Linked DNA regions of Homo sapiens: all the other regions are linked to region 2. Evidence: chromatin loops called from intact Hi-C (ENCODE). Cell type or tissue: heart left ventricle. All regions are shown on one strand.

Region 1 (8,000 bases), 170 kb before region 2:
TAAGACTCATATAAAAGGCACTTGTCGCTCTAAAACTGGAACTTTAAAAAAGTGTCCATGAGAAGCTATAAAACAGATACAGTTTGAGAAACAATCCTACAACATTCAGATTAGGTTTGGGTTTCAGTTTCATAAAACAGCTAATGAAGAGTTCTTCTATTGGTGAGTCTGGGTTCTGAGGGTGACTATTCTTTCTTAATATCACGCAGTTGTCAACTTTCTATAGCATGTTTAGGAACAAATTAAATAAAAAAATAGCTCCATAAACTTGAGTATATTCATACATAAATAGATTAGAGAGAGTAAGAGTAGTCATGGAAGAGAAAGTGAACATTCTAAATAAAATTAGTGTGGTGTACAGGATGTTTCTGTGTGCTCACTGTAAAATATAAGGATATAGCTAATATAAATATAATGTATAAAATATATGTATAATTCAATATATAAAACATATATATAATGTAAAATGTAAGGATAGATACTGTTTTAGTGAAGGTATAAGACAGAATGATAACCTATAGGAAGAAATTATCTTACATTTACAAATGGAACCCTATCTAATATCTCCTGTGTTTACAAACATAAAGATGTTTTTATGCTGCAATACATTTAATGGTTTTATAATTACTACTATCTAGAATGAAACACTGATAGCGATGGAAACGCAGGTTAAAAGTAAAATACTCAGTGAGTTCTTACAAGATATTTATGGCAATTAGTATACATCACTAATTCAGGCATTTTGGCTTTAAACTCAGATTTGCACAGGCAAAATTAAGTATTTAAGTATCAATAGCTATTCGCCTTATTTTAAAATAATAAATTATATGTGTGGGTTTAGGACAAGAGCAAAGATAATTTTTTTTAAGTTGTTCTATAATAAACACGTATTACTTGGATGGCAAAAGAAAAATTACATTTTTAAGGACACAATGAATCACTGAAATGAATCCTCCATTAGGACTTTTGCAAGAGAAAACAATGCAGAAACATACGGTGCTTTATTCAAACTTTCTGTTTGTTTGGCCGCAAACTATATTTTGTTCTCTATGTCAGAAATAACTAATATCAGTTTCTGCTAAAGCCCAAATAATTAATGAATGCAATCATAGCAGTGCTAAATTCTCAAACTGGTGTTTTAAAAGAGTCTAAGCAGTTGGTGGGTTGAATTTTTATTTTTCAAGGCAACTTTTAACCTTGGGTACACATAGTCTGTTCAGACTAAAAGAGAGTTTAGTGAGATCTGTTGGGAGACAAAGAGCCATAGAGAGCAGTTGTGGACACAATGTGTCAGAAACGTCAATAGAGTACATAGATATGGGTGGGAAGGGTCTAAGGATATGTTATGTTGGTAACTGACTTGAAAAAATGAGAAGTGGATCTGTGTGAGATGGAGGCAAAGAAACAGGGAAGGGCTACATATTTAAGGAGAGGTGAAGTTAAGGAGCAGGATGACAAGGAATTGACATAGGTGTAGCTACAAAGCAGTAGGATGTAATCTGCCATTTTCAAAGTGTTTTCTGACCCTCTTTGAAAACCAGCCTATACAGTAAATGGGGCCAAAAGTGGGTTAGGGAACATTGTAACCTCATTTCACCTTATTTAGCTATGTGCCAGAGATCTCAGCAGGTAGTTCAATTAACTTAGACTAGTTAAATGAGATGAAAATGAGGTTACCCAGATTAACGAAACACGACTTTTGGTCTTCCCCCAAATCAGGGAGAGCAAGGCTCACAGCTGAAGCTGGTCCTGCCCCAGGCAGTTGCCCACCTGCCTGGGAGCTTCTGCGCCGAGGGCCACATCTCATCCCTGCAATCTTACAAGGGACAGGAGAAACAACCTCAGATGGATGACTACAGTCCTAAACAGAATGTTGATTATTGCATCCTTCTAATTTCTTTCTGTCTTTCTGGAATCAATGCATAACCCAAGTGGGGGAAACATTCCCCATGTGATTTTACATCTGAGTGAATTTGACCGGGAAAGCCTTGTTTCTAAAGTTAAATTTTGCGGAATTATCTCCTTATTGATAGTTTATGGGGCTTCTTAGTTTAGAAATCTCAATTAGCTCCTCCATTACTTTCACAAACAATTTCTAGTATCTATGGTTATTTTTATTATGTTTAAAAGGATTGTTACTAGACACTGATGGAAATCATGGAAAAACACTGAACAACAATTTTTATTGTTATCCAATGTTCAAATTAAATTTCTTTAATTTGTATTTATTTTCAACTCCAATGAGTAGTTTTATTGATAACGACTAATTTTAACAAATAAATGACATAAATGCTGAAATATACTTATGATCTAACCCTTAAAGGATACAGACGTTCAGGAGAATTTCTTCATAACTGTAAGATTTAAGTTGATAAAATTGTCACAACAAGTAATATTTAAATTATTTTAACACAGCATATATGGTTGAATGTGGGTGCTGAGTGGGGTAAATTCCTGTACTAGATGACCTTGCCTTTTTGCACTTCAGTTTCCTTATCTGGAAAACAGGTTTAATGAAAACTAGACATCAGATAACTCATTGTTAGGATACAATGAGTTTTCAAAAACCACTTAGTCGTTATATAAGTGAATGCTAGCTCATATGAAAATAAATATTTGTCTATTATGACTATAAATCAGTAAATTTTTAAAATGTATACTTCCTTTCCCTAATATGGTCAGCTATATCTTGTATAATTTAAAAAATATTTTCCATCTTTCTTATACAGAGAAAGAAAGGGTGGGCTTATGCTATATGTTCTGAAATTAAAACTTATAATGTGAAATATTACTCTGCTTCAGGACGAACTGTCAAAATAAACATCATATAGTTCTTAACTGACCAACTAAGAATATTTCAGTTTCATCTGGTAATGCTAGACTAGGCATCTATATTTTTGGTATAAAGAAGAAATGAAGGTAACTATTATTTACTGTGCTAAATACTTGACTTTTTACCTTATCTAGCTGTAGTAATAGTCATATGAGTTCAGTATGATTTTGTCTATTATAAATGATAAAACCAGTCTCTGAAAAGTTCATCCACCAGGCCAAGGAAAATGGTAATAATGCTGGAAACGAATGCCTAAAGCCTCCTAGTTGCCCTTGTTTCTTGTTTCTTAGGAGGAAGATTCTGGTTGAAGAATCTTTAGCTGGTTTCCAGCCTTGTGCTGTATAACAGAGACTAGGCTTGAGACCTCCCTCTTCTATCATCAGCTATGTGACACCAGCCCATGACTTAATTTGTCTGAAATTAAGTTTCCTTACCTACAAAAAATCAGAATTTTCATGAAAACTATATTAGATAATGTCCATAAAACTTCGGTTGCAACTTAAGGTATCATTTTGACTTAAAATGTTACTAATAAAAGTGTGATTTTGAGTTAAGAGAACAAATGAAGACATCTAAATTAGGAAACCCCATAAACTATCAATAAGGAAATAATTCCACAAAATTTAAGCTTTAGAAACAAGACTTTCCTGGTTAAATTCGCTCAGATGTAAAATCACATGGGAAATGTTTCCTCCACTGGGGTTATTTGTTAGTTCCAGAAAGAGAGAAAGAGAAAGGAATTAGAAGGATGCAATAATCAACATTCTTTTTAGTACTGTAGTCATCCATTTGAGGTTGTTTTCCCTGTCTCTCGTAAGGTTGCTGAGAATACTATATAAAAAGGAAGTAATTTTAATTTCAGTTTTTCATTCCTTATCTCCAAAATGTGGGTATCTGATGCCTACAGAGTATCTAAAGGCGTTTAAGAAGAAATTTCTTTTTTTTTATTTTTCAGACGGAGTCTCACTCTGTTGTACTCTGGAGTGCAATGGCGCGATCTTGGCTCACTGTAACCTCTGCATCCTGGGTTCAAGTGATTCTCCTGCCTCAGCCTCCCGAGCAGCTGGGATTACAGGTGCCCGCCACCACACCCAGCTAATTTTTTTTTTTTTTTGTATTTTTAGTAGAGACAGGGTTTTGCCATGTTAGCCAAGCTGGTCTCAAATTCCTGACCTGAGGTGATCCACCCATCTCGGCCTCCCAAAGTGCTGGGATTACAGGCATGAGCCACCACACCCAGCCTATAAGAAGAAATTTTTTAAAAAAGAAAAAAATATTTTAATCAAGTTTGCCAATCTTGGGGACAAAAACCAAGAGATATACAAATTGGTTACAAAATACATTAACAGACATTATTTTTACACAATACTTTCAAACACAATATATAATAAGATGTTTTATAAAGAAATGAGTTAAATACTGATGGTGCAATAACTGTATGGAAAAACAGAAGATCATTAAGCTTTCACTTGTAGCTCACTGTGCAGTCTTGGATATTAGCACCCTGAGTTATTGAGAAATAACTGCAATGAAACAGAATGCATCTAGTAAGCATCTCATTTTTTGTTCCATTGAAACAAGAAAAAAAAAACTCAAATAAATGCATGCAGATGCCAGTATTTTTCTCATAACTTACACTGATCAACAAGCATCACCAAAAATGCTAAAAGCAATCAGCACAAACTCTGAACCACAGAGAAATCGTGAGGCAGTGTAGCGACTTCCTTAATGTGAATAGCATTAAGAAGAATCTGAACACTGCCACTATTAATAAGACGACTACAAATTGTAGCCGATCAAACCAGAAGGAGCCTTGAATGTATTTGCTGGGAATTGCTTAAGGCTTAAACACCAGCGACTTGAAACAAACTGTTCTTATCACCTTTTTCCAAACAGAGATTTAAATTTACAATGAAAGTGCCAGCACCAGCTGCACTTAAAGCAAGCACCACATGTCTCGATAAGCTCCAAGAAAATGGAATGGAGCCCAGTTCAAGCTGGAGGTGTCGTCTAGCTGTAGCCAGCTGGGTGACACCAAACTGAAAGTGATGAGGTGCTAATTAAAGTGGATGAACAGAGTCTCATTGTAGGCACCTGCCAGTGGCCTCTGCAGAATCATCTAGAGCCCTGGGCATATCGCCCAGCCTGTACGGCCACAGGAACCGAGCATGGATTCCTGCATCTCTTATCTGATACCTCACCTCTCCGATGTTCCCACTGTAGTTTTAGTTGGAGATAATGACTCCTCCTGCCCCTTGCTCCTATTTACCGACTCCCCCAAGGAATAATTATCGCAGGATGCAAACTGTTGAGCACAGACTCTTTCTGAAAGCAGTATTTTTTTTTAAAGACAATACATTAAAGTGTATGTTTAAAGAAAACCCCCAAAAATAAACAATGCAAAAAAATTACTCTCAAATATACAAAAAATGCTCTCTTCAGTTTTGGAACACAGTGTGCCATTTGTTCCGTTCACACTTTTCTCCCCTCTTCCTTCCTGAGCCACACAAGATGACGCTGCAGCCAGAATGACATCGTAGTGATGGATCATTCAAAAATGTTTGCAGCAGCTGTGGTAGCTGCTTTTCAAAACAGAGAACACAACACGACCTGAAGCAGCTGAATCACTAAAATAAAAAACACTTTCTTCTTATTTAAAATTCTAGCTTTTCGTTACCAAAGTTTTCATGACTTTAGACTGTTTAATACAAAAATATATTGATTCTCTAACATGCAGTATATTTACTAAATGGCTGCATGCATCTGTTTTGTTCTTTACAGGATTAATAAACTAACTACTGAAGAGCTATCCTACAAACTGCAGGAGTGCCAGGGCATATTGTGAACTTTAGGAGTCTGTGTAGTCTACATTTTCTCATTATCCAAAAGATCCTTTTGCAACTGTCCTGTGTTGGAAGCCGTCACTTTGCCAGGAAACTTGTTTCTTTGCTGTGTCTCTTAAGAAGTTATTTGATAAAATGACAGAAATCTATATTCATGTAATTTCTCTTCACTGCTCCAGCCCTGTTTTCTGTAGAAACAGAATGAATCCACATTTCCTTATTTATTTATACATGTTTTCTTCAGGTTGGCATGAAAATATTATTGGCTGTCAGGATAGTCAGGTGTTAGGAGTAATTCTGGCTTTACGATATGACAGCCTATTGGCCTTTTGGGCAAGTTACTTAACCTCTTATTGTCTCCATTTCCTCATCTGTAAAATGGGTATAATAATCCATCTTGGAGGGCTGGTGTGCCTATTATGTGATATGACACATGTAAACCATAGCACAGTGCATGGTGGGTACATAGTATTGGTTCCAGGGTGGGTTAGTGGCAATGGTCAACCAATCTGAGGAACAGAACGAAAAGTAGTTCTGTGAACAGAGAGGATAAGTTTTATTTGGGCAAGTTGAAATGAGCTATGTGTGGGACATCCATGGATATTTCCACAGGGCAGCTGAAATGCAAAACCAGTAATATTTAGGGTACCTGGACTAGGCAGGTAAATGTGGGTGATTTAAAAATACAGTTTAATCGATGGATGTTGATAAAATTTCTAAGATAAGCATTTGGAATGGCGAATCTGAGGACAGAATCTGAGAGGATATCTATAGTCAATGAAGGAGAAGCCAGAATGAGAAAAAGGTAGAATGACTGCAGAAAAAACACAGGATATCACAGGTTAAACTGCACAATGTTATCTGAAAGAAGGTGTAATGGGACATGTTTAATGATGTACTAGAAATTGGACACTTAGGAATCCTTTAAATAGCAACTTTGCGAGATTTCTATGGAATCCATTGAAAAGAATTGACAGGAAAATGGGAGAAGGAAAATGGAAGGTAAGCAGGCACAACGTTTCAATAAATTTGTGTAGAAAGAGAAGAGAAGAAGGATCTGGGCTTGAGGTGAAAAAGCACAGGTGGAGGAGGTGTTCACTTTGGAAAGGAGAAGGGACATTGTTTCTTTGGTAAATATAATCCATCTTTTTCTCTTCTTCTTGAGCACTAGGATAATATTTGGCTCATACCCAGTTTCTGATACATTTCCTACTCCTCACAATTTTTGCTGCTTTACTTAGATATTTTTGCAGCTTTACTTAGACTACCTCACCAATCATATTGTCAAGTTCTCTCAGTATTTTAAGGTATAATAGTGGAGACCTAAAGGATGTGATCTAATCAAAAGATTGTACTTTCTTCCTTCCTTGTTTCATTCTTTTTTGCTTTCCCTTTCTTTCCTTTTTTTCTTTTTCTTTCTCTCTCTGTCACTTATGCTCTTTCTCTTTCTTTCTTTTTTTCCTACCCATATATTTAAGTGTCTAGTGTGAAGGCTTTTCTCTTCAGTGGAAAATATAAATTCAGACGTAGGTTCCTCAATGTTGACGTAGCTGGGATTCCCTGACACCTATGGAAGCACTGCTTCCTCTGAACACTCACTGGTTTTCTTGTAGCAGAGAACTTTCCCTTCTGGCATAGAAATGGAAATACAAGGCACTTATGCCCTATTCCTGCTACTTGCCCCCGTGGCAGAGATAACTAACTACTCATGACAGCTTTCCTACACAGATTGTAATAGCCTCACAATTTTTCTGAACATCCTCCTCCAGGAAGGGCACTATTAACCCAAGTTGACACTTGAGTTGTCAGCAATTTGATATCCCTACTCTTTGTGTCTTTTCTGTCATCTACTTGTCCCAGTCTTTATCACTTACAGTTTTTCTTGTCTTTTGTACTTCTCTGTCCATCTCCTCCCCCCAAATAATCCTTTTAGTATGAGAGATCTTTGCTTTTCTCTTTAGGAAAGATGAACCCATTTACAAAATTATTAAAGGTTTTAGCATTCTTTTTCCCTCATCCATCAAATGACGGCACATCTTAGGCTAACATTGGTCAAATTGTAACATAGTAAAATAGGTATTCCTAATTCTTTTTCACAAATTATTCTAAAATCTGCATAAATGCTTTAAAAATCTTTTGAGAAAGAGCTCACCTATGTCACCTAAAGGCTAGTAGATACCTTTGAGCAAAGATGTCAGACAGCAGAGAAAGAGGAAGAGTTGTCAAGACGTAAACAATAGTAATAAAAACTGAGATGGTACTCAGGGGAGTAGCTGATTATGCATGCATCTTTTTAGCTAAGTTCACATACTCAGATAAAATAA
Region 2 (8,000 bases):
GAACTTTGAAAAGAGTTGGAAAATCAGAATCAGATATTTGAATCCAGATGACAAATGGGTAAATCGGAGCACTTTTGCTATTTGTGGGGGGTGGAATGTCCCTACTACTAGTCATCAGAGATAATTAGGAAGGCATTATTGTGTGAGTTTTCAAAGCCAGGAACAGAATAAATGGGTTCACATCCCAGTTCTGTCCCAACTGTGTGGCCTTGGCTAAGTTACTTAAACCTCTCTGTACCTCTCTTTATCTTTGAAATGGGGATGATGGTTTCACTGACCCCATAGTGGTGGTGTACAAATTTAAGTTATTACCTATAAAGCAAAATCCATTGGGTTTTCACTCAATATCATAATCAATCCATATGCAGCAATAACTTCCATGATTTAGGAAATATATACGGTATTACAGAATCCTTCTTGAAATTTGAAATATTTACAGAAGATATAGGCAGTGAATGTCTGCTGATGACGCACATCATTTCCCCTTAAGCAGGGTCGCAAGTTTCTACAGCCCCAGTGAACACTCCTGAAGTTAGATAAAACTTATTAACACCTTCCATAGCATCCTTTTAAGATGATAATTTATCTTTTTAACTGTACTCAGTAAAAGCAGCAGCAAAGAGCCAGGTGGGAATAACAACATGGTATTATATATAGCCATAAAGTTTACCAGTTCTATAGATTCTGCTGCAAGGCACACTAAAATGGAGTAAAATGTAACTTGTCTTGAACAGTTGCTTGAATGAGTTACTAGAGGAATGGCAAGTTTACAGATGAGGCAAAAGAAACCCAAGGGAGTTGAAGGCTGTGACCATTTTATTTTGGATGCATAGTTGTAAAACCTAACTTAAGGCATACAAGTTAGGTCTTTGGAGAGTTTTCTCAGAGGTTTGCAAACAAATGCGAAAGTCTATAAAATATGTGCTTTTGAAATAAGTCTCTGTGAAATGATGGTGTGACATTCCATGGGGAGTGCCTTTATACCTGTCAAACCCTGGTAATTTGGTTGAAAAGAGAATGTCTCATTGTTTGCATTTTCTCTGTCCCCAAAAGATCTCCTTGGCCACTTTTTATATCTATCCTCAGCTTGACTGCTGACAGAGTATTACATGGCGTTCCTTTGTTCTGAAAGGGCATCCTTTAGTTTCACACTAGTCTCAAGTTCACATAATCAGGCAATCCCACGCACCTTTCCATCTGTTAAGGTTTTCCTGTGTAGGGTGCTGTTCTCAAACTCGTTTTAAATATGAAATTGTCATCCTTTACTGTTAGTGACAAATCCTTTTCTTTCCCTGTAATGCTGAAGGTGTGAATGGAATTCTCCAGCGACAGTGTCTGTGAAGAAGATATTCACGGACAACTACATGGCTCAAATAGATAAATTCAATTAGCCCTTCCTGGAAAGCCTCAGTTTACTTTACAACTCGGCATTTCAAAGAATTTTAAAGAAATTCTAATTACTGTGTAATAAATAAGTCAAATTCCTCTTCTCTCACTGTGAAGGTCTTTTATTACCCACTGCTATAAAACATATACCTTTTTTTTTTCGGTTGCTATCCTAGCCGAGTAGCTTGCATACCAGTAGGATCACTAAAATGCCACGAAGCAGAACATATTTATCTGTTAAATTCTACGTGCAGTAACCTAACAAATGCCAGAGACAGAAAGATTGCCCTCTGCACAGTAATACTTGTGTAGATGTCTTCTTTATGCTAACAATGACAGGGCTTCATGCCTTGTACTGTACTCAAAAATCAAGGCGCATTTTTTTTTACAATAGAAGACTCTATCAAAAAGAAAAAGAACTGCACATTTTTGGCATTGAGATATTTTATGTGGATAATAAATTTTTTTTCCTTCGAACTTCACTAACTACAAGTATCTACCTAGAAGATGAAATGTAAGATTTATGTCATCAGAACTATTCAGTATACCAGAGGATAATTTTTTCTTCTTTTCAGGACTGTCAACTTTGTTTACTGCTTATGTTCAATTCTATCTTATATAAGAGATTAACTAGCCTTGTCATAGCCACATGTCAAATCCTTCTTAGAAAAATAAGGTAATAAATGCAAAATTATATTAATAAGGAGTACTTTCAAAGACATATTGCATTTATTGAAATCTAAATTGTAACTGGAATGTTCTAATTATATTTGTACTAGTCAAAAAGAGATTTTAAAGTCTATAATGTTATGACATTTCAGTATGTTTTAAAATTGATATGACTAAGGAGTGATTAAAATATTATAAGTAACTTCAAGGAGACACATATGAAGTAACGTAAGCCCAGGAATTGCTTACATAAATCACCATGTGTATTGTCAAATCTGCTAGACTCTTACATGCATTTTTAATCCAAACCTAATCATTTGGCTATTGAAATCATTCTCAAAAATTGATCTCAAACAGTGTTATACAAACATTCAGGTTTTTTAAAGCCTTGCTACATTAAACTTTTCTGTAATACAATTTCAATCTCAAAACAATAAATAATCACATGGATAATGACAGTAACTGAATCCTAACTATTTGTAATACTTCTGCATAGCCTAGTAACAATTTTAAAATGGTGAAGAATAAATCTATCTGACAGGCCTGTTAGCAATAAGGCCTTCAGCTTTTTGCTTTGCAGCAAAATAAAGTAAAATCTATTATTTTGTTGCTGTTGTTAAAAACATTTCAACAGTTAGTTATTTTTCACAGAAAATGCTGCAGGAGGGCTCCAGGTTAAAAAAAAAATTTGTTACGGTTGAATTTTACACTTGGCTATTATTGGCCAGCATACATAATAAGTTAAAACATACTGAGAAATTAATGTTTTTCTAAGAGGGAAAACTTGATAGAGGATTATATTTCTACATTAGAGAGTGGATACTCTAATCTTTCTGGCATTGTAAAACTGAAGCTTGCTGCAGGGAAAATAAACATTATAATACCCAGCACTTAAACAATTGTACCTATATGGTTAAGTAACAAAAGCGTGAGGCACCTGGAATCACAGTATTTGTACCTAATGCCAGCAACAATATAAAGCATTCAAGTGACATTTGATAATGAGCAGACAGTGGAGGCATTACACACGTCTTTAGAAGAATCAGACTTCCTACCTTGAAAAGACAGATGGAGGTAAGTTCCTTTATAAAAAAAAAAAAGTTGTAAGTAAAGCCAGGCAGCAGTTGCAGTAAATTGAGTCCTTTCAGTCACTGTATACATACAGCAGTTCTGCAATAAGGGGAAAAATATAATGGGAGGAGCGGCTGTGAACGAGTGACCTCCTCAAGCTGAGTCCTCTCTGTGAACCAGGCATTGAGAGCCACGGCTCCTGATTTGCATGGATTATCTCCACTTGAACAGATACAGAGCAGATACATTTAAATTGAGCTGGCACAATGGCAAAAAGATGGAAGAGTGCATGAATGAGGGACAGCGCAAGAGAGGGAGAGAGAAAGAGAAACAGACACGAGATCGGAGAGCGTGGATAAGCTGGTTCTTGCAGAACTGTGTCTCAGAAGAGCTACAGCTCCCTCTTCATGTCACAGTTGTAAGATAAGAAATGTTGTCATTAAGAACTGGTTAATCATAGAGAAAAATATACTCAGATTAGCTGATGTTTGATCCCATCCGATTTTTATGAACATTTTATGATTCTCCCTATTTTGTCATTAGGATTTTAGACAGCATACCAAAAATCTTTTATTAGTGGCCAGGTACACAAATTTGGATGAAATTCTGAGTTTTGAATGAGATCGGTGTTTTGGCTTGAATGGCGTAGACAGCAGTGAAAGAACACAGACAATTAGTTAAGTGGAATATTTATTTTGAAAGAAAATTAATCCCTGTTAACTTTCAAAGAGCCAGTGATATATACTGCAATGTAAATAGAAAATAGTACTTAAATATTTCTTAATGATTAATTATCTGAAAAGAACCCAATTGTACTACTGAATGGGAGCTTTTTAAAAATCTCTTTAAATTGTTATTTTTGTTTTTCATATGGCTTCTTATTGGCATTTCAGGGTAAAAGAAATCCCTCTCTTTGTACAATACAGTTGTATCTTTAAATAAACAATGATTATTAACTTATTCATTTAGCATCTTTGGAGTTTTTCTGGGTTGTTTTATATTCATATTCTTGTTTTAAAAATGAGAAAGAGGAGAGGGCAAATATGATCATTACTCTTGCCAACAGCCACTCAATAAGTCCATAGCAGATCTCAGAAGAAAATAATAACCCTCTTTTAGCAAGCTAATGTGAAGCCTGCCTTCTTTTGTGTAAAGGTATCTGCAGATACTTAAACAGCCCAGCAATTAGGTGAATTCAAAGGAAAAATCAGTCAAACCAACTAGTTGACTGAATTGATCATAGCCTTGTAGGAGCTAGCATTAACTTGGTGTGAACCAAGTGATATAGGTTAAATATATTTCAACAAATGGCATTAAAACTCTCAACATAAACATATGAGCATATTTGCAGGGAGTAGTAGGGAGTTCAGTTAGATTTTTGCTGCTATTGGGACTCTATAGACTGTCAGGAAAGATAAAGAATTTAAACACACTACACTTATAAGGACTCTGACTTGATGGACAGAAGTGATACTTTAAAAGAAATCTCAAGGAAAATGCCAATACACATTTCCATGAGATTTAGTGACGATCTGGAGTTTCTAAAGTATGCAGACTTAGTGACTATAACAGTGTTTAGGAGACAATTGCCTGAAAGTAAAAGGGTGAAGACAATAGTTATTTTATGTCTCTGACATCCAATAGTCTGATTGCTCTCTAAGTGGTTGGGTGACTTCTCAGGTTTTTTTCTATTTGGACACAGCTTGTACACAGGTTGGACTTGTAATGTTACTGAGGTGTTAATATTACTTTTCAGGTTGTAAACTCTTTTGAATCAGGGACCATACGATTTCCTCTAAAATATCTCCCCAAATATTTTGAAAATGTCTTTTACATATTGTAGATGTTTCATAAATTTTTGCAGAAAAAATATTGAAAATCACAGCAAAGTGTTTATATTTCCTTTACCAGTCATTTAATATAAAAATTGGATGCAGAAATTATGATGTATTCTGTACTCTCATGAATAGAAAAGGAAAGGTAAATATAAATGTCTTGTCATATAAAGAAGAGTGATAATAGTACCAGTAGTGCTAGATTGTATATTGACATGTAACCACAATTAGGTGCCCCTTATTGAAACCAGGGATGCCTTCCAGATGGCATATTTAGGGGTCTGAGTCATAACTTTCTGGACACCAGTTTTGTGACTCAGACATTTATCTGTCTGACCATGGGCAAGTTAGCTAACTTTCTTATAAAATGTGGATAATAAAATAACCTTACTTTTATGGTTGGTGTAAGAAATAAAGGAAAAGGATTAGCATAGCACCTGGGTAAACACTTAATCAGTGTAAGGTATAATTATAATTATTAAAAATCTGTTTCCATTGAACTTCATTGCCTATCTGTAAACTGGGAAGTGTTACTATGGTGTCTACTGAATGTAGAAAAAAGATGAGTTTGTTATTGGCTTTTTCTGGTCATTGTATGAGAGGGGGCTCCTTCCTGTTCCCTGACAACCAGAAAGAAGGGTGCTTTTACCTTTTTATAAAAGACAAAAATAGAAATACTGTTCTCAGGAGAGCCAGAGAGTGTTGTAGCAGCAGATCCAACCTTCTGTACAGGAATGGAAATGGCTTGTGTGGTACAATGTGAAGGGCACCCAGAAGCACTCTGGTCCAGAAATATCTTCCCATCTGTCTTCTCCTATTTCCTGAAATGCCACCATTAGGGGTTCATTTCTATGTTTTACTGGCTTCCCAGTCTCTTTTTCAATTCACTCACTACTGGCAAAATTAACACGTGAACAATTTACACTTAGAGTGACACATGAATTCACAGTAGTTTTAATTATTGTATCAGAGATACTTTTTTCTAGTAACTGGTTGAAGATAAGCATGCCAAGGAAAGGTCAGATTTCAGTTAAGGTAGAGAGAAAGCTCCTTTGGCGTATGTGGCGCTGTGTGGGGGTAATGAGGATGGCGCCCTACCTGTGCTGCTAGTGTGGGAGGGACCTTGCAGCAGCAACTCAGAGAGTGACTGTGGAGGTGCTGGCCTCCTGGTTCACCAGAATGATGAGGAGGGATTCATTCATTCATTTATTCAATAAAAACGCAGTGTTTTGTCACAAGAACCTAGGGTATATATATGAAAATGTATCGTCCTTGCCTTCAGTTTTTAGCGGAAGTGATGGAAACAGGTAGGTAAACAGATTGATACTAATATTGGACAACTGTACAAAGAAAAAACATTCAGAGGAAAGAAAGTAAAGAAGGCAAAACACAGTTGGGGGTAATTAAGGAGTTCTCTGTAGACTAGATGATGCTTCATGTGACTCTTGACGACAGAGTAGGAGCTGTTTGGGCAAGTAAGGGATGCAGGAGGAGAAGGCCGGGGTGAATGAACACGAGGACGGAGGGCAGGACAGCAGGAGAGAGCGCCACGAGCCGGGGCAATCAGTGGCATATGCTCAGAGCATAGAGTAGAGGATCAGTGGGAACTGGAGACAGACCAACTGGAATGTTAGGGCACGACTGGGGAGCAGGTCACAGAAAGGAGAAACACTGGGCATAAGCATGATGGGTCATTTGTACCTCCTGGGCCTCAGCCTTCTGCTTGCACATGCGTTCTTCCAGGCTCCCCAGACCTGGGAACACACACATAGAGAAAAGTTTAAATGACAAGGAGTGCTGTCTACCGTGACAAAAAGGGGGATATAGTGCCAATTAGATTAGAGATCTAAATATTTAGGGAGTGGAAATGTTCCAAAATTGTTTGTGAGTATCTGCCACCCCATTTCCTAACCCAAAATGGGTATATTCTTATATGAATTAAAATTAATTGTATTTGGAGACTTCGGGTGCAGCAAATCAAGGTGGGAATTGCTGCTGGAGTCCTGGAAATCATTTAGCTTAGAAAAAATATCGCACTTTGAAATCCTTAGGGAGATGGATTACCAGCATTAATGCCATTAATGTTAATGATGGGTAATAATTAGAAAATTATATTTATAAAACAATAATGATAATCGAGTCAAACCAAATAGCAAACCTCCCAAGTCTAATATAAGACACTATAAGCTTCCCATTCTCTTCTATTGCTTGAATTTTAGTTTTTTTGACATATTTATCCAGAAAATATTGAAGTTTCTATACTTAACCCAGGAATGACAAATTGCTTCTTGTAAATATTACGCTTACAGTAAAATTCACTATAAGATAAATGATTACATAGATATTGGACCCAGTAGTGGGAAATACATTTGAATTCTAATAAGGACTGGTTCAAGCTTAAAAACAATTAATAACTGTCAATTTCCCATAAACACAATGACAAGTAAAACCTCCAGAAAGGGCACCTAAACCACAAATGATTAAAAAATTATGCTGATTAACAGAATGACTGACTATATTAGGATTATTTTAAATTATCTTTCGATTGTAGCCCTCCCTCCTCACCCCCACTGGCTACAATGGAGGTTGAAAGAGTGGTTTCATTCAACATTCCACTCTTTTCCCAAAGATTTAAAAACTATTTAATGTTCCATAGTAGCCAGGGAGGTATGCTATTTGAGTTTCCCTTCAATAAAAACCTTGTGGTTCTGCGGCAAGGAATGAAGTTAGCTAACAGACTCCACCTTCAGAATTCACCTTATCAGGTAGTTCTTAGAGAATGACCAAGCTTAGTGGGTTTCTTTAGGCCTGTCTCTTTCCGCCCAGTGCAGGATTCCTCTCATGGGCAGCTTTTATTCCTAGTTCCCTTTGGGTTGGTCAAGACTGTCAGATTTTCACTGTGGTCTGAGGCTTACCTGCTCAACCCCGACTTTTTCCTCTTTTGATTTTCAGAGGTTTGGGTCCCTGATCAAACTCTTAAGACTCTTACATCCCTGTTCCCTCTCAGTGTTTGTTTCCCAGCAGACACAAGTTCCTAAC
Region 3 (8,000 bases), 190 kb before region 2:
TCTATTTAATATGAAGACCTGCCAATATTGTGTCTCATGGTTAATTTATGAGGGAGATTTATTATTGATAAAGGTGTTTGCATATTTGGTAACTGCTATTCCTCCTATGAAAGGGAATTCTTCTGTCTTGTGTTTGAGGGTTAAATATTCAACTTGACAAAGAGCAATGGATGTTTGTACCCTCTCAATAACTAGAAATCTAGAAACTGTACAGGAGAACAATGAGAAATGGTTACCAATGACAAACTTATCAGGTGTTTTCTGTATAACTTTAAGCAAGCATCTGTCATTTTCTTGCACCGCATTTAGTTAAAAGCACAACTTCTGAAATATTTTCTCAACAAAAGCATGCTAAATTCCTAGTTACCTGAGTTGAAATTTTTCCCCTTTTAAAATTGTTTGTGCAAGTTTTTCTATGGAGTTGATGTGCTGTTTCAATGATTTCTGCTCATCAATTAAGAGAGAGAAAAACACACTTTACCACATGGATTCACAATAAAACAATGAAGGTGCTTCATTGCAGTTTGCTTAATCAGCCATTATGAAGAGATGAGAGGGAGAGGGTTATTCAATATTTTAATAAGTCTTTGGATTTTGTTGCAGCACAAATGGAATTTAATTAGAAATGTGAAACATTAGGTACTACTAATTACTGACAAACTTGAAAATATACCTGCTCTATTTTACTTGTAATAATCATCATTATTAACTTAAACAACCTTTAGCATTTGCCCATAACTTTTACAAACTTCAATTTTTAAGTCTTAAATCATTCACATTTTGGGAGAAGGGAGGCAGCTGGAGATGAGCGCCTTTTGCAAATTGATCTGCAAGTAGTCATTCATTTTCTCTGGGAATTTTTACGTAAGCTCCCTTATTGGGAATATGCTAATGACATCCGCCATGATTACTGATTTTCTCTGAATCGTTATTCCTCTGTGGGCAAAGTAATCAGAAAGGGAGAACAGGAGATTTCCTTCTTGCTTGTGTTCCTTCTTCAACCATCTGCTCTACCCTGATTCATTTGAATTAGAGCTGCAGTTTTCTGATTCTTTACTCTGAAATCCTAAGGCATTTGAAAGCTTAAAAGGAGTTAATAGTTATCTATCTGTGTCACAAATATGGTTCTCTGTGTGTTCTAAGTGCAAATTTGCCTACTCAAGGTTTACATGGGCGAATTAATTTTATTAAGTATAATATGGTAATGTAGGTTAGCAGCTTCATTATTTGGGATGTGTCAGCTCTGAATACTTCTTTATTAATGGCCTTTAGCACAGACATTTCCAAAAAGGGGAACTGATGTATTAAAACAAAAGATTCCAAGATGAAGAAAAAGTAAAATCAAGTAAAATTGTAAAGAGAGAGAATTTGTAAAAGAGAAGTGTTGATGTCCATGTTTTCCAGTTACATTTGTAGGGGTGCCAACAAGAATGATGGACTGGTTGGTAATCAAGACTTCTGGGTATCAGGCCACACTTTGGCACCAAAGTGCTGTGTTCTTGAGGAAGTTACTTTATTTCTCAGAGTTCTGTTTTCTCAGTGGTGACATGAAATGAATGTCACAGGTGATCTTTAAGATTTTCTTCATCAGTAAAATTTTGTGACTGTATTATTTATCCCATGAAGCAGATTGCAGATGATGGGAAAGTTGCTTTAGCATGGGCATTTGATCTTGTCCAGGGAAAAGCCATTCCAAGATAAACTGTTCATCTTCAGAAGAAGGATAAGGGACTGAGCCTCCAGATTATACTTTTTAAAATGACGAGTATAGACCAGATTTTAAAAATGGGACACATTATCTTGTTTCAGTTTACATGGAATGGATAAATTGCTGAGAATGTTGCTGATTGATTGAAGCAAGCCTTACACTTCAGTGAGTGAAAATCAGCAAGATTCTGACACCCCTACTGAGACAGAGCTAACTTAATATGCAGAATTGGCATTTAGGCAAGAGAGTTTGCAAAACTTGGTGCTATTAGATCACTGAACATTGTCAAAACATGAAGGAGACATAAGTTTGTGACTGTTGACATTCTAGCATTCAGCTGATTTCAAAGTGAAGTGAGCAATTCATATTAAAATTGTTTCAGAAAGTGCCTCTATCTTGTCCTACTCACCCACATTGCCTCTTATTTTCTTCACATTGAGAATCAGACTGAGAACAATACAGCTGTCCCCACGTTTTAAATAATTAATAAGCCCTCTCCCCAAGTAAGCAACAGGATTTTTGAATAAGTGTATAGCGTCTACTGATCCAAACTTCTGAGGAAACTGTTGGCTTGTGCTGCAAGTAACCACTGACCACTCCCTCCTGCCTTGTAAATCGAATTTTTTTCTTCTGTCCATTTTTTCTGGCAACCATTACTGATTTGTGTTCTGATTTCTGTTTGACAGTTCTGGCTTATTACAGGCTGAGTGACAAAGCCAAGACTTAAATAGAAATTACTTCACTGATGTGTTTCAGCTGACCAGAGACAAACTCTTGCCCAAAATAACCTCCACTCCCTTCCTTCCAAATATCCCAACAACGGGAAGAAACATACAGCCACTGTCTTCTTTTTTGATGTATTATACAAATAGAACACTTTTGAGAAATAGGCCTAAAAATAGGAGAGCACAAGCGTATCTTAATAGTTAATGAAATAAAATTTCAAGGGCCTGAAATTAAAGATAGGCAGGTAGCCAGTGATAGATAAAGATAAGTATTTATTGCAACCATGGGCCTATGTTTGATGGACAGCAAATATGCTTTCCCTACAAGTTTGGCTTTTAGCTAGAGTTATACACTGTCTTGTCATGCTGACATGCAGGGCAACCTCACATTGCATCTGCTGAGCTATCATGCTATTGCATTTAGTTTTACTGTGGGGCGGGAGTGGGGTACATTTGTTTGATAATTTCTTTTCTCCTGAAATACATTTCACAAACCTGTTGGAGGCTGAATGACTCTGCTTCTTAGAACTATATCACATTTAGATACAAATATTTTTCACTGGTACTTGGACTGAGTTACATTGTTTTTTAAAAAGGAGTTTTCTTCTTTCAGGTTTTGTCTATCACTTACCTATAGTTTTATGTATTTGCTCCTAGATTTTAAAAATACATATTACACATTAGATGTCAGAAGAGATCATAATTCAAGGTCATTTTATACCACTCACATACTCTTCTATTCTAAAACAAATGACCTTCCTGTTATGTTTCTGGATAGAAGAAGAAATCCAGAAAGGAAGTATACTCTATTCATCAGTCCCTACTTAAGCAAATTTCTGATTGACGTCAGTAGTAAACTCCACATCAGCAGATCAGAATAGTATCTGGATGGCAATATTAAATGCCTTGCTGTTTAAAACTTCTTTCTGAACTTAGAATATTGAATATTATATCCAATTTTGAAGATGATTTTATTCACTTGAAATTAGTTTTTCCAACTTTAGAAATGAAGCATTCTTAGTTTAAGTTTAAATATTGCACAGTGATGATTTTCAACAATTAGAAACACATAGTACTGTAGTATGTCTAGGTCCAAGTATTTCTAATTTATGCATACTTTTTTCTAGCAATAATCTAAGCATTTCTTTTTTATTACATTTCTCATTCCCATGTGATCTCAGTCAATAGACTGTCATTATCAGAATAAAGTTCTGTGTGTTTAACTGAATTTTGAATTTTTGAAACAAAACTATTTGAATATTGATATTTAAAAAGTAAGCAGAATTTGAAGTGTTTTTCACTTCATTGGTTATTTTACAAAGATATTTACATAAAATCACCTTCTCTTTTGTGTGTTCAAGATTTACCCTTTGCTTTTCTTCTTCTTTTTCATTAATTCAAACCACATATGCAAAGTCATGAGCGTTTTCTACATATTAGGTCAAAGAAAATAAAAATGTTAGACTGAAAAAAGGATGACAGAAACATTACTGGAGATGGGCAGTCTTTATTTCCTACTAGAAAGAAACAAAGTTATAAATTATTGCACATACTCCTTTTTAAACAAAATTAAAAGAGTGGTTTTCTTCCTTTCATGTAAAATGCCAGAAACAGGCAGTCCAGGGTGAAGATGAGGGCCTCTATGGTCATCAGAGACTCAGTTTCATTCTTTGTGCTTAACTACATTTTGGCACTGGTTTCCATCTTCAGTCATCTCATGTCATATGGTGACTGCAGCAATACCAGCTTTCATGGCCACATCACTTTGGACAACCCTGTTTACAAGGAGAGCTGAATAATGCAACATTTCGCGAGCACAGTATTGCATAGAATAAATCTGGGGTTCTCTTGATTGAGAAAGAATGACAGAAAAAAATAACAAGTGGATAATTAGCAGCACCCACCACCGTAGAAATTGTTTTACTTTCTAGTCCTGGGTTAAAATGTTTTCTTTTAGCACCTTTTCTATTCCCTGTGGAAATAAGATTTCCTTTCTTTCTTTTTACTCAGTGTTGTCACTTCTCTTTCTGTCATCTTTGGTTCTAACAAAGCTCAGTTTTTCTCTCTTCCAATTTGAGATGTTGGAATCCCTTCTGTTTGTGTTTTTAAAGTAACTCTTTCTAACATTTGCTTCATATTCTAGAATTATGTGTCTCTTCATCTCTAGGCTTACAAATATATAATCTTGAGTAGTCTTTTTTTTTGAAGCAGAGTATATATAGCAAAATCATAAAAGTATAGCTTGATGAATTTTCACAAAGAACACACCCATGTGAGCATTACCCAGATTGGGATGTATAGAGAATCTCACCTAGACTAGACTATCTTCCATATGCCTCCTGCTAGTTACTGTTCTCCCAAATGTAATAAAAATTCCAACAGATATCACATAATTTAGCTTGTTTTAGAGCTTTATTTAAATGAAATCCTATAGCAGGTACTCTTTTGTGTTTAGCTGTTTTCACATAACATTATATATTTGTCCACTACGTTTCATGTAGCAGAAGTTTATTTTTATTGTTTTAGAGAAGTTATTCTCAAGGGGGTGGGATTTAATCCCCCAAGGCGACATTTAATGGTTACTGGAAACATTTTATCACAACTAGGGAAATGCTATTGGCATCTAGTGGGTGCTACTAAATATCTTACAAAGTACAGGTCAGATTCTCATAACAAAGAGTTATCTGGCCCACAAGGTCAATAGTGCCTTACTTTAGAATACTTCACTGTTTTATTTATCCATTCTATTGTTGGTGGGCATTGTGTTGCTTGCATTTGGGGTTATGATGAATAAAGTTGCTATGTACATTCTTGTGCATGCCTTTTAATGTGCATATGTATGCATTTATGTAAAGGATATGCTTAGGACTAAAATTTCAAGTACCTTCCACTTTGGAAAATACTGCCAAGACGCCTTCCAAAATGACTGTGTTGTATGCTCTCACCAGCTGTGTGTGAGTTGCAGTTGCTCCACATCCCTGTACATCATTGGTATTGTTATTAAAACATTTCTTTAAAAAACTATTTTGTGGGTGTTAGTAGTATCCCACTGTAGTTTTAATGTGCAGTTTCTTGCTGGCTAATGAGGTTGAGAATACTGTCATAAGCTTGTCACTATTTGGGTACACTATTTAATAACTTGCCTATTTAGTCTTTTGCCCATTTTTCTATTAGGCTGCTTCCTTTTTCTAATAATTTTTAGGAATATGTTAAGTTGCCAGGCATGGTGGCTCATGCCTGTAATCCCAGCACTTTGGGAGGCCAGGGCCGGTGGATCACCTGAGGTCAGGAGCTCGAGACCAGCCTGACTAACATGTTGAAGCCCCATCTCTACTAAAAATACAAAAAGTAGCCAGACATCATGGCGCACACCTGTAATTCCAGCTACTTGGGAGGCTGAGGCAGGAGAATTGCCTGAACCAAGGAGGTGGAGGTTGCAGTGAGCCAAGATCGTGCCATTGCACTCTAGCCTGGGCAACAAGAGCGAAACTCTGTCTCGAAAAAAAAAAAAAAAAAGAATATGTTAAGTCGCTCAAATCATGTAGAAAACAAAAAGTAGATTTACAAATGGTTGTTACTATAATATTAGCTTTTATAATTGACCACATATTTACCTTTATTGAGATATTTCTTCATATGGCTTTCAGTTACTATATAGTCTCTCATTTCACCCTGGAAGACTCTCTTAAGTATTTCTTGCCAGGCAGTTCCAGGGATAATGAACTTTCTTAGCTTTTGTTTATCTAACCATCCTTTAATTTCTTTTTAATTTTTGAATGGCAGTTTTGCTGAACATAGACTTCTTGATTGATGCCTTTTTGCTTTTAACACTTTGAATATATTGGCCCACTGCTGTTGGGCCTCTACAATTTCTAATGAGAAATCATCTGATAAACTTATTATGGATCCCTTGTATGCGATGAGCCACTTCTGTCTTGCAGCTTACAAGATTCTCTGTCTTTCAATCAAAAGTTTAATTATTATGTGTCTTCATGTGGGTCTTGTTGAGCTCATCTTACTTGGAGTTTGAGCTTCTTGGATGTACAAATTCATGTCTTTCATCATATTTGTGATGTTTTCAGCTATTATTTCTTCAAATATTCTTTCTTCTTTTTCCTGTCTCTCCTCTACTTCTGGGACTTCCACAGTGTGTATGTTGGTCTGTTTAATGGTGTCCCACAGGTCCCTTAGGCTGTATATTTTGTTTTAATCTTATTTCTTTCTGTTCCTCAGACTCAATAATTTCCATTGTCCTGTCTTCAAGTTTGCTGATTCTTCTGTCTGCTCAAATGTGCCTCTGAATTCCTCTAGTGAATTTTTCATTTAAATTATTGTATTTTTCAGCTCTTGATTTTTTTAGTTTCTTTTTAGATTTTCCATCTATTTTATTTTATTATTAATTTTTTTTTTGAGACAGAGTCTCCCTCTGTCACCCACGCTGGAGTGCAGTGTTGCAATCTCAGCTCACTGCAACCTCCACCTCCCAGGTTCAAGTGATTCTCCTGCCTCAGCCTCCAGAGTAGCTGGGATTACAGGAGCACACCACGTGCCCAGCTAATTTTTGTATTTTTAGTAGAGACAGGGTTTCACCATGTTGGCCAGGCTAGTCTCAAACTGCTGACCTCAGGTGATCTCAACCCACCTCAACTTCCCACAGTGCTGGGATTACAGGTGTGAGCCACTGCACCCAGCCAGATTTTCCATCTCTTAATTGATATTTCCATTTTGTTCACACATCATTTTATTGACTTTCTCTTTATCTTAATTCAGTTTTTTGAATATCTTTAAGGTGCTATTTTAAAGTCTTTATCTAGTAGACATCAGGTCTTTTTAAGGGATCATTTTATTGATTTATTTGCTTTGAGGGACAATTCTTTTCTGCTTCTTTGTACGACTCATGGTTTTTTTAATCGAAAACTGGACTTACTTTCCTCCTTTTTGAGACAGGGTCTCATTCTGTCACCTAGGCTGGAGTGCAGCAGCATGATCTTTCTTACTGCAGCCCCGACCTCCCATGCTCAAGCTATCTTCTCACCTCAGCCTCCCAGGTAGCTGGACTACAGGTGTGTGCCACCATATCCAGTTAATTTTTGTATTTTTTTTTTTTTTTGTAGAGACAGGTTTTGCCATGTTGCACAGGCTGGTTTCAAAACTCCTGAGCTCAAGCTATTTGCATGCCTCGGTCTCTCAAAGTGCTACAATCACAGGCTTGTGCTACTGTGCCCGGTCTCTGGACATTTTAATCTAATAATGTGGTAACTCTGGAAACCAGATTCTTCCCTTTCCCCAGAGTTTGCTGTTTTTTGTTAACGTTTTTATTTATTGATTTTGTGATTTTTGTATTGTTGTAGGCACTCTCTGTGCCAAGGATCCACCTGAGGTGTAAATTTAAGGTCTTTTCAGGACTTTTCTGAACCTGCTTTTTTCCCTGGACATACATAGTCACTTTCAAATTTTCCTCATATATTCAGTTGTTTTTGAAAGTCCTAGCCTTTAATTTCCTCAAAAGAGGAAAAAATAAAAATAAAGGGGAAAAATGGTGCTCATTCTTTAAATTCTCTAGAAGT

Evidence for each region. Peaks named below come from ENCODE experiments on the same cell type or tissue, not always from the same donor. Only the 100,000 strongest peaks of a DNase experiment are listed, where the experiment ranks them.
Region 1: it touches region 2 in a loop (5-fold over the local background); 4 of 110 quality-filtered maps call a loop at or near these places.
Region 3: a loop joins it to region 2, with 4 times the contacts of the local background. A loop is called at or near these places in 5 of 110 quality-filtered maps.

What each region holds. Positions count from the first base shown.
Region 1 is chr1:81,475,266-81,483,265 of GRCh38, reverse strand. It overlaps a transcript of ADGRL2 not described here. Among named protein-coding and RNA genes, the nearest start is that of ADGRL2, 320 kb to the left of the region's middle. In heart left ventricle, no CTCF peak of the experiment used is centred here; a DNase peak (open chromatin) is centred at 4,945; H3K4me3 peaks cover 960 bases; H3K27ac peaks cover 757 bases.
Region 2 is chr1:81,301,620-81,309,619 of GRCh38, reverse strand. It overlaps a transcript of ADGRL2 not described here. Among named protein-coding and RNA genes, the nearest start is that of ADGRL2, 500 kb to the left of the region's middle. RefSeq lists an enhancer at 2,719-3,311. In heart left ventricle, a CTCF peak has its summit at 3,524; no DNase peak of the experiment used is centred here; H3K4me3 peaks cover 3,145 bases; H3K27ac peaks cover 2,368 bases.
Region 3 is chr1:81,488,080-81,496,079 of GRCh38, reverse strand. It overlaps a transcript of ADGRL2 not described here. Among named protein-coding and RNA genes, the nearest start is that of ADGRL2, 310 kb to the left of the region's middle. In heart left ventricle, no CTCF peak of the experiment used is centred here; no DNase peak of the experiment used is centred here; H3K27ac peaks cover 2,578 bases.